2 separate regions of the Mus musculus genome follow, and region 2 is linked to region 1. Evidence: chromatin loops called from intact Hi-C (ENCODE). Cell type or tissue: left cerebral cortex. All regions are shown on one strand. Links, peaks and the distances in the headings refer to the core of each region. The heading gives the core; the rest is flanking DNA. Region 1 holds the start of Tmem109 (transmembrane protein 109). Region 2 overlaps Cd6 (CD6 antigen).

Region 1 (5,375 bases), core at 92-5,091:
AGCAGGTAAGGAGTAGGTAAGAAGAATGTTTGCAGGCCCACTTCTTCTTTGCCACTCTGCTGAGAAACGTCAAAGGACTCTAGTAAATCCCATTCTACCTTGGCCTCAAAAGGACACCTGCAGCTCCAGAGAGGTCCTGTGAGTCAGAGCTTCTGAGCCGAGGCTGAGCCGAGGCTCTAAGGTGGTGGAGAAGCCAGGGTTTGAAGTATGTGTGGTTACCAGAGTACTGGGGGGAATTGGCTGCAAATCTAGAGTCATCTGGATAGCAGAGAGGGAATAGAAAGATGTTCCACCATTTGGGCAGAGAAGGCGCAAAAAAAAAAAAGACTCTAAAAATACTTCATTGGGGTAGCTTCTGGACCAGAAACAGCTGCCTGACACACCCCGCCCCCCAAGGTCAAATGGAGTTGCAGGACACACAATTCAAGTGAAAAAGCCTCAAGCTGAAAGAATCTTCTTCTCTTTGGCACAAATCAAGAGCCAGATGGTTCCTGCCTGCCACTGGTAGGAGCTGCGGAAAACATGGGTTGGTTCCTAAGGTATCTGGGTCACAATCATGATTGGGGCCCTAAAGAACAGGCCTGCTATCTTGGGTTGGATCCTATATCCAAGGACCTCCAACAGGAGGAATCAGGTGTCGTCTCTTCCCTACTAGAAGGTCAGGGTGACATGAGCTGCAACTCCCACAGCAGCCTGTTCTCTGGGCCAGTTTCAACTTAAAGCAGCCACCTGCCCCAGTCTAGGGAACCTTGAACTTAACCCCTCCACCTTGAGGACAGCACTGCTCTTCTAGGTGAGCTGAAGTGTGCCAGAATCTCACAGGATTCTGGAGAACACTGGGTGTGAAGAAAACTGGCAAGCTACTTTCTTCATCAGTTCCTCTTCCTTTCCTTTCCTTTCCTTTCCTTTTTTAAGTGAGGCTCAGGCAATATGAATCTGACCCACCATCATCATGCTTCCTCATGTCTCATCAAGAACTTTGCAGTTTTGCTCTTTAAGTCAGGGCCTGATGTAGCCCAGGCTAGCCCGAACTCCTCATGCTGCTGATGACTCTCAACTCCTGATCTTCCTTCTTCCACCAAGTATTGAGTTTACAGGTATGTGCCACGTGTGTGTTACCTGTGTGTTGCACTAGGAACTGGACCCAGGGCTTTGTATATAAAAGCAAATACTACCAATTAAGGACATACATACTAGCACTCATCAAAATATTATTAATACAGAAAGATGCTATGGCCATTAAAAGACAAACAGCGTTGGCCTCTGAAAGATGGGAACATGTCTGAAACGTTTTTGTTTCCTCAAACAGGAGGTACTCCACACATGGAAATGTGTATAAGTTATCAAATTTTAATAGTGATTCGTAATTTACTAAGTGTTGTCTACTTCATTTAATTTTTATGACAATCTGTGTGTGTGTGTGTGTGTGTGTGTGTAGCTGGAAATCAAACTCAGAGCTAACAGGTAGGCAAGCACTTTACCACTTAGTTACAAAAGAACAGTGTGTGTATACAAGTGTGTATGTTTGCATGTGTGGAAGCCAAAGACCAACTTAAACAAATTGGTTCTCTCCTTCCACCATGTGGGTCCCAGGGATCGGACTCAGTTCATTAGGCTTAGTGGCAGGTCCCTTCCCCCCATGGAGCATCTCACCAGCCCTATAGTTATCATGACACCCCATTTTGCTGAGAACAGAAATAGGGACCGTGTCCCCAAGTCCAGCAGCTCAGGCTTGCCCTTTTGCTTGTCCCACACGTCCACACTGCCTTGGTAAGACCTGCTCTCTGCCTATGGGAACATACCGTTCCATTACCTACCATCGAGCGTAAAGCCGAAGACACCCAAACCTCCCAAGAAAAGCCTTCATACTGGAAGATGACCCACCCGCTGAGAGTTTACAGGTTACACACCAAGAGAGTAAGAAGGGACAGCCAGAGATAGCACTGAGACTGGCCACTCCTGTTCAGACAGCTGCAATTCAGCTTAGTAGGGACAGTCTCAGCTGGGGAACTGCTTTACTTACTATGGTGGTGAGACGTCACTCTATGTTCAGCTGTGGTTTGCTCTGCCAGGGCGGGGTGGGGCTGTCCACACTACCTCCAGTCAGTGCTCCTTCCTCTTCTTTTTCCTTTCTCGCTATAAATCACTACAGGGGCAAGAACTAACTTGGTGCCCTCTGCTGGCCCCCACGGTTCCTTCACTACTCACTGCAGTCCTGTGGATCTGCAATCCTCACTCTGGATTGCCCATCTGACCTGCCTGACTAGCCTGTTAAACAAGGGTGTTTGCCCCACCCAGGCAACCCACTCAGACCCTCCCAGGGAGGAGCTCAGCCTTTTTGTTTTGTTTTTAAAGCTCCCCAGGATTCCTGAGGCATAATCAAACAGTGGTTGCAAAGATCAGCAACGCAGAGAAAAGTCTACTTTAAGCAAAGCCTCCTAAGAGCTCTCTGTACAAAGGACACAGGTTCAGATCTATCACAAGTTAGCCGCCACTACCTTTACACCTGTTACTTAACCTATCTGAAATTCAATCTCCTCAAATGTAAGTTCTGTTGAAACTGGGTTAAGAGTTACTTCAAGAAGTTAGATAATTTGTGCAAGCACTGTGTTCAAAGTTTGTCCCACAGCCTCCCAGTGACTCTCAGACTAACTTGACATTAACTTTTCTTGGAATCCCCAGCACCTAGCATAGAATGACTAAGTGCTTGCTAAATGAGTATCAGAAGCCCTGCCAAGAAGCCACAAGTGTAGGACATAAAGACATGGAGAGGTGGCGGGGGGGGGGGGGGGAGGGAAGGGGAGGAGGTTATTTGAATAGTCAGTCCAAATATACGACAGCCACATGAGAAGCACAGCTGAGATAGAAGGTCCTAAACGTGGCGAAGTCACCACTAAGGAGAATGAAGTCAGCGTTCTGGCAGGTCGGAGGCAGCCCTCGCTAAACCCCTGACAGCTGCTACCCAGCAACTGTTTGTGGGGCAGGGTGTTTGCAAAGGGGGGGGGGGGGGGTGTGCAGCCTTGCCGCTCCCTTCCCAAGGCCCAGACTCCAGGCAATAGGGTCAGTGGCATGTGCTATTTCGAACAGCACATCCCCTGCCAAGCACTCCATAGTGGCGTCGCGAGGCCCATGAGGTCAGGATACCCTGAGGGGGGCTCCAACTGAGGCGGCAGGAGGCTGGACCATGGGGCTGGGGGAGGTGTGCAGTTCGGCACTGGCCTCATCCCCCAAATCTGGCAGCTGCTCCCTCCGGAGGGCTAGACCTCAGCGCTCGAACCCACTCATCCCGGGAAACACTCTCCTCCAGGGTTACCTAGTAACAACGCCCCTGGTTGCATAGCAACGAGGATCTGGGTCCCATACTTGTTAAGCCCCACGTTCCACGTTCGACCCCTCCCCACTAGGGCTCGCAAGGCCTTGCGGCTCCGCCCTGTTACCTCCTGCAAATCTGTCCTTTAAGCTGCATCTACAGCCCTGGTCTCGGCCCTCACTCACCCTGCTCCGGTCACCGCTATCCTTCACGTGGGACTTCGCTAGAAAACGCGCCACCAAACCGGCGCCTCAACTCCCGGGGTGTTGGTTTATAGTCTGCGCATGCGCGGGGCGGTCGACGGAGGAGACTGGCAGGTCTTTCTGGCAGGCATCGTGGACGCATGCGCTCTGCTCGCTCCATTATGGTTTGTACGTGTTTTTTCCCTCCCAAATATTTCCAAGAGAAGAATGGCGCCGGAAATTGGAGTTGGAACGGAAGCGAAGCCTTTGGCAGGAAAGGGGAAAGAAAGAACTGTCGAGGCTGTGGCGTGGGTAGAGTTGGTGCTCGATGCGGGATTCGGTGCAGATCCGAGTCTACAACGCATTTAGGGCGGCAGTTTCCTCCCGGGAAGTGCAGTTCCTAAGGCGGGGCGCTGGCGAGCACTTGGAGGGCTGAGAAACCTTTCACGCTAAAAATGGCACATCAGGGGGGAAAGGCACAAGGTGTTAGTGGGCACATGAACGGTGTACGGCCTTGGAGAAACTCATATGCTCTGGAAGAGAGCAAAACCTCACCCAAAATGTGTGGGTGACCACCAAAGCTTTGCTTACAATTGTTAGGGAAAGGAAAGCAACCCAGGTGCCCTGGGGTTATTTTGTTTGTTTGTTTGTTTTAAACCTTAGAACACTGAGGTAGCTTTGTGGATGAGGTAGGCAGAGATGTAAAAATTGTTTAAAGGTTTATTTATATGAATACACTGTAGCTGTCTTCAGACACACCAGAAGAGGGCATCAGATTCCATTACAGGGGGTTGTGAACCACCATGTGGTTGCTAGGAATTGAACTCAGGACCTCTGGAGGAGCAGTTAGTGCTCTTCACCGCTGAACCATCTCACCAACCCATAAATTTTAAAATTACGTGTAGTTATGTATTCTATGCATGCGTTCGGGTGTGCAGGCACAATACAATACTCCTATGGAAGTCAGTTCTCTCCTGCTGTGTGGATCCCGGAGATTGAATCCGGGTTGTCAGGCGTGCCTTAGTGGAAAAGATCTCAGGGGTGGTGGGGGTGGGAGTGGTGTTTTTGGTTTCTTTCTAGACTTAGTTTTAGTTTGCAAGTGCCTTTTGGGAAATTAACATAGGCACACATATTAGAAATGTATGGGAACATTGGAAGGGAAAGGAGGACTTCCCTTAGGAGTCTTGTTAAAACCTCCCATCAACTGAGAATCAAAAACTACTTTAGGTGTTTCTCTCTTCCCAGCTGTAAACCTACAAGTTTCTAAGAACTTCACTAGAAACTTACATTTACAGTAAGAAAGACCTGTCCTAGCCCTCCCCTAAAGGGTGCAATCCTAGTGGCTCATAGTTATATTTTACTAGATTATATTCCTAACCCAGTCACTTCTGGAGCCATCCTATAATATCACTAATCAGAAAGAGAGAAAAGGATAAAAAAACCAATTCTTAACAACCCTTTTAAGGCATAACTTGAGAGCTGCCAGGATGTTTTATATGGGCTAATGGTGTGACACTTATTTGTGACTCCCTCTTCAGAATCCTATATAAACACTTGGTTATGTCTTACTCTTTTCCTGGTCTCTGTCTCTCTCCCCCACCCCCTCTGTTAAATCATGTTCCTAAAAATATGTATCAACTTATCTTTAATAAACTTCAACTCTGGTTCTTTTGACTGGTAGGGGACTTGAGACAAAGTTTCTTTGTGTAGCCTTAGCTGTACTGGGACTAGCTCTGAAGACCAGGCTATCCCTGAACTCAGAGAGATCTGCCTGCCTCTGCTTCTGGAGTGCTGGGATTAAAAGTGTATACTACTATTACCGCCCAGCTAGCCTTACTTTCTTTTCTGTGTTGAAAGGATCAAGTTTTACCTGAGTCAAGTCC
Region 2 (5,375 bases), core at 133-5,132, 75 kb before region 1:
ACAGAGCCGCGTTGGTCCAAGGGATGTTCATGTGTATTAAGTAGGAAAAGCAAGACACAGAGAAGAAAGCAGCGCAGGGAAGGCTTGGTCACATGGCTGTTCTTTAGTATATGCCTGTAAAAGGTACCTATGGGAACAGTGAGAGAACACGGAAACGCAAAGCACCCCAGCTCTTGGGAGATGGAGGCAGGAGGATCAGAAGTTTAAGAGCATCCTTATCCTTCATTCTTTCGATCACGACCTTGGGCTGTGCTTTCCATGCTGAGAAGCAATGGACCAAGAAAGGGAAGGACTGGAGTGGAAGAACTGGAGAGAGCAGCCCCAGCCAGCCGTGAGGCTGGCTTTGCCATCCAGTCCCAATCTGAAGCCCAAGAAGCCCAGATGGGACAGGCAGAGAGAGCCACTGAGGAGAAGGTACCACCAAGGGAACTCTGAACACAGGAGGGACAAAGCCCGAAGGAAGCCAGGAGCAGCATAAGCCCATGATCCCAGCACCCAAGAGGCTGAGAGAGGAAAATGGAGAATTTCAAGACAGCCGATGCTACAAAGTAAGACTCTTTCTCAGGACACCAAACTTGCAGAAGAACCCAGACGCAGTGGTACACATCTGTAATCCCAGCACATCAGAGTTAGAGGTGGAAGGATTGCAAGTTCAGGATCATCCTTGGCTACAAAGTGAAACCCAGTCTCAAAACAACAGCAAAGCCCACAGAAGAGTCTGAGGAACCAGAACTCAGGTGCCATTATCTTGTGCCATTGAGGCCCATGGGTTCCTGTAGGCCTCTCAGGGGAGAGATGGTGAGGAGTCTGGACACTAAAAGAGAAGCTGTGACTCCACTGGCCATCCCAACATTGAAGCAAATTCAGTAAGGGGACTCCTGGGTCCCCCTTGAGTAAACAGTTGTGTGAGCTACAGTCCAAGGCACCGATGGCCACTGGCTCGACCTGAGATGCTGAGAAAATCATGGGTGTGTAATGAAGTTGAACGCAAGATGGATGAAGGTTTCGTGTGGGGGAGGAGGCAGGGTGAGAGTTGGAAGGGAGGGCTGGGAAATGAGATTGGATTTACAGAAAGAACCTTGTGGGAAGTGTGGCATGGATCACGGCTAGAAACATGGTTAGAAACATGGGGAACTGTTTGCAAGCACCCACGACAGCAGCAAGCCAAGCCAGCAGCTGCCTATACTTCTGCTTCAGGGCACTTAATCCGCAGAAGTAGCCTCGAGGGCTAGTGTGGGATCTCAGAGCCAGAGCATGCCTGGATTGTGCAAGACCTTTTGTTGGGTTAAAGGGAAGGGAAGTGGGGACGGTAGAAGAGAAGAGAAAGGGAGGGTGTGCTGGCTAGTTTTGTGTCAACTTGACACAGCTGGAGTTATCACAGAGACAGGAGCTTCAGTTGAGGAAATGCCTCCATGAGATCCAACTGTAAGACATTTTCTCAATTAGTGATCAAGGGGGAAAGGCCCCTTGTGGGTGGTGCCATCTCTGGGCTGGTAGTCTTGGGTTCTGTAAAAGAGCAGGCTGAGTAAGCCAGGGGAGGCAAGCCAGTAAAGAATATCCCTCCATGGCCTCTGCATCAGCTCCTATTCCCTGACCTGCTTGAGTTCCAGTCCTGACTTCTTTCAGTGATGAGCAGCGGTGTGGAAATGTAAGTTGAATAAACCCTTTCCTCCCCAACTGCTTCTTGGTCATGATGCTTGTGCAGGAATAGAAACCCTAACTAAGACAGAGGGTAACTTCTGAAATCGGTTCTCTATGGAAATTGGAGCCCATATTTGGGACTAGGGGTTGGAGTGTCCTTCCAGCTACTGGCGCAGGTCACTGACCCTCTCTGAGCCTTAGGTGACACCTTTACAAACTTAAATAAGTCTCGCCATGCTATAGGCTTGTGGTAAAGATGAATCAATATGACATTGAGTCACCCAGGGCCTGTAGTGGGGACAGATTGCTCCCATATGTGTTGTCATCACAGATAAAAGCTTCGTGTTTCTATCACACAAAACCAAAGCACACGAAAATCCACATTCTCCTCCTGCCTCCCCCCCCCCAAAAAAAAAACAAAGACAGCTGAGTTCTCTGAAAACCACTGGGGGACTGGCTAGAAACACACAGCACATTAAAAATACCTATCATAAAGTATTCACAGAGGGTTTTTAATGATAGGGTGGAGGTTTGCAATAGAATGACAAGTGGCTGAAGGCCAGTTCACAGATTTCTGTGTTTCCCTCCAGCCCTTGCTTGCCCCTGACCCAGTTCTAGCTTGTCAAGTTCTTCCAGGGACCCAGAAGGGTTCAAGTTCATCTTCTGTAGTGTTCTCTTGTGGTGGCTGGAGGCTTTTCTTTGTGGACGGAGCCAAGAGAGTGACATAGTTATTTGGTCACAAGCTGATAATGGCATCTGTCCCATGTGAAGGTTAATGTTGACCAGATAGAGAATCATCTAGAAAATTAGTAAATCAGATAAAGGTGCTGGCTTCCAAGGCTGACAACCTGAGATGGGACCTGGGGCCCATATGACAGGAGAGAACAGATGCCTGCAAGTTGTCCTCTGAGTGTTCCAGCCACACTCACACAAAATAAATAAAAATGTAATTTAAAATGGCAGTTTTCATTTAGGTATGTCTGATGACATTTCCCAAGAGGATTCACTAAGGGAAGGGATCCTGAATGTGGGTGGCATCATCCCATAGGCTGAGAACCTGAGAACCTGCATAGAATAAAACAGGAAAGAAGAGCAAGCCAATGAGAGCAACTGTGTGCTCGCCCTCCCTCCCTCCCTCCCTCCCTCCCTCCCTCCCTCCCTCCCTCCTTCCTCTCCTCCTCCCTGGCCACCATGTGGTAAATGGCTCTGCCCTGCCATGTGCTCCCTGAAGTGATGGATTGACACCCCTAAAGCTGTAAGCCCAAATCAACCTTTCCTCCCTAATTCATTTTTAAATGTATGTGCCTCAGCAACAGAAACCCAGCCAGCACAGCCCTGCTCTGTAAGCTACACATGGGCAGCACCCTGATTCTTTTGGCTGGCCACATTCACTGGGCAGAAAAAGGATGCTAAGAGGATAGAAAAAGATGGAGACCAGTCTTTGCCAGTGAAGAAAGATTATCAGAAAAAGAAAACATTCTCCCACGATGAGTTTTTCCTCTCTCTGCTTGCTTTGCGTTCTTCTAAAATGTCCATATATTCTACATCAAAATAAAAACGAACTCGCCCACTCACTCATACATCTTCCAATAAGTGCCCTAGGCGGCTGCCCACAGCACTGGTAAAATGAGATTTTGTACTGGTTCTCTGGGCAGGCTGCTCACATGACCCTGTAAATAAAGCTAGAGCAAACCATATGCCAGGCTAATAACTAAAGCCAACTCCCTCCTGGGAAGAAACAGCTCATGCGATTCCAAGATCTGGGCATTTTCCCTGAAAATGTCAGTATTCTCTAGAGGGAGGCACTGTAGGGACCGCGAGGCTAAGCAATGGCAGATGGGGTTCTCGGTTGGTTCTTGTTGTTACCTTACTGTGTGGCTCTGTTTTCTCACTGGTATAATGAGTAGGCGACCATTTCGATCTTTCCCATCCCTTGCCTTCTTTGGTAATTAGATTAAAATGAGGGAGATCAACTACTGACCATTACTACGTGTCTTACAGATGTAGCTGCCCTTCATCTGATTTACATGGAAGATGGACTAGATACCTCCCGAGAGCTCCCTTGAATGAGCCCCCTTGTCAGGCCTGTGTCGTTCAGCAAATGGTCTAGGGACCTCGTTACAGCTGAGCAGTGATGAGGGCAAGATTTGAACCTGAGAAACCTAGATCTTGAAGCCACTTTCTGAACCCAAGCATAGACAGGACAGCTTCTTTACGCACTTGGCATCCAGCTGCAAAGGCTGGGCCACTGTCACTGTGTGTGGAGTGCTCACAGCCTAAAGGCCACCATGTACATGGATCTGGGAAGACTATGTTTTATTCCTTTGTTTGGACCTATGTTTAGAAGATTGTCCTGTGACCCCTATGACAGTGGACACACACAACCCCTGGGGTGTGGTTTGTGCAGTTGAGGAATGGAAAGCTTCATTTTACTTAACTTGATGTATCGCTATTTAATTTTAAGTTCAGTAAAACCATTGGAGAACTTTTTAAAAGAATAAATCACCACCACCAATATCATCACCACCATCACCACCATCACCATCATCACCATCATCACCATCATCATCATCATGTGTGAGGTGGGAGCTCTTGCCAGTGCAATGTGTAGAAGTCAGCGGACAACTTCCTAGAATCGATTCTCTTTGCTCCTGTATGTAGACTGTGGATTCTGGAGATCTAATCCATGTTACCAGGCTTGCTCAGCAATTGTCTTTACCTCCTGACCCATCATCTCCCTGGGCTTGGAGAGCTTTTTAAAAATGCTTGGAACAACCTGGGTATAGCAATCGCCCTTTCTTTCTTTCTTTTTCTTTTTCGAGACAGGGTTTCTCTGTATAGCCCTGGCTGTCCTGGAACTCACTTTGTAAACCCAGGCTGGCCTCGAACCGAACCGCCTACCTCTGCCTCCCGAGTGCTGGGATTAAAGAAGTGTGCCACACCTCGGCAGCAATATCGCCCTTTCTTTATTCTTCTTTTTGAGGCAGGATTCTGTTACACAGTATTTACATTGTAGCCCACACTAGCACTCAAACCCACAGCCATTTTCTCTCCTCAGCCTCCTGAGTGCTGGGATTCCAGGTATGTGGTCGTCACCACACCCAATGCAGATTACTTATTTCAAAACATTAATGTCTAAGTTAGATGTGCTTTAAATGTGAAGTCCAAACTGTATTCTAATGACCTAATGAGGGAAATGGGATAGAGAGGAGACTCACTAAGAAACGAAAATATTTTAGGTAATAAAACATTATTAAAATAACTTCATCTGTTTGACCATGAGAAACGCGTCCTGAAGACACCAGGCTGACATCAGTGCTTGTCTGAAGCAACCTGCCGGGCCCCAGAGCCCCTGAAGCCCCACCCCCCCGCCAGCCCTGCGCCGCTCCTCCGGTGCCCGCTCACCTATGTTTTATCTTTGATGTTATATGCATCGGTGTTTTGCTTGCATGTCTGTCTGCCTGGGTGCGGTTATCAGATGTCCTGGAACTGGTTATGGACAATTTTTGAGCTGCCATGTAGGTGCTTGGAATTGAACCCAGGTCTTCTGGAAGAGCAACCAGTGCCGCTAACCACTGAGCCATCTCTAGAGCCCCTGCTTGGTTTTTTGTTTTGTTTTTTGTTTTTTTCTTGATCACTGAAAATTTCTCCGCTCCAGTGACCAGCATCAAGTATCACAGCAAAGCAAAGGTTTCTCATTAGTTTGGAGTTTCAGTATGATTTTACTTTGCTTC

What was found. Hi-C counts contacts between places; a loop is a spot of excess contacts. Peaks named below come from ENCODE experiments on the same cell type or tissue, not always from the same donor. Only the 100,000 strongest peaks of a DNase experiment are listed, where the experiment ranks them.
Region 2: it touches region 1 in a loop (2.7-fold over the local background); 2 of 42 quality-filtered maps call a loop at or near these places.

What each region holds. Positions count from the first base shown.
Region 1 is chr19:10,878,157-10,883,531 of GRCm38, forward strand. Tmem109 (transmembrane protein 109) reads right to left here and starts at 3,587. Exons shown (of 4, transcript NM_134142.1): 1 at 3,496-3,587. In left cerebral cortex, for the core only: CTCF peaks have their summits at 2,203 (motif pointing left) and 3,910; DNase peaks (open chromatin) are centred at 252, 472, 2,139, 2,745 and 1 more place; H3K4me3 peaks cover 2,327 bases; H3K27ac peaks cover 2,469 bases.
Region 2 is chr19:10,802,717-10,808,091 of GRCm38, forward strand. All of the region lies in intron 1 of Cd6 (CD6 antigen), which reads right to left. Among named protein-coding and RNA genes, the nearest start is that of Cd6, 25 kb to the right of the region's middle. In left cerebral cortex, for the core only: no CTCF peak of the experiment used is centred there; DNase peaks (open chromatin) are centred at 1,076, 3,078 and 3,388; H3K27ac peaks cover 4,101 bases.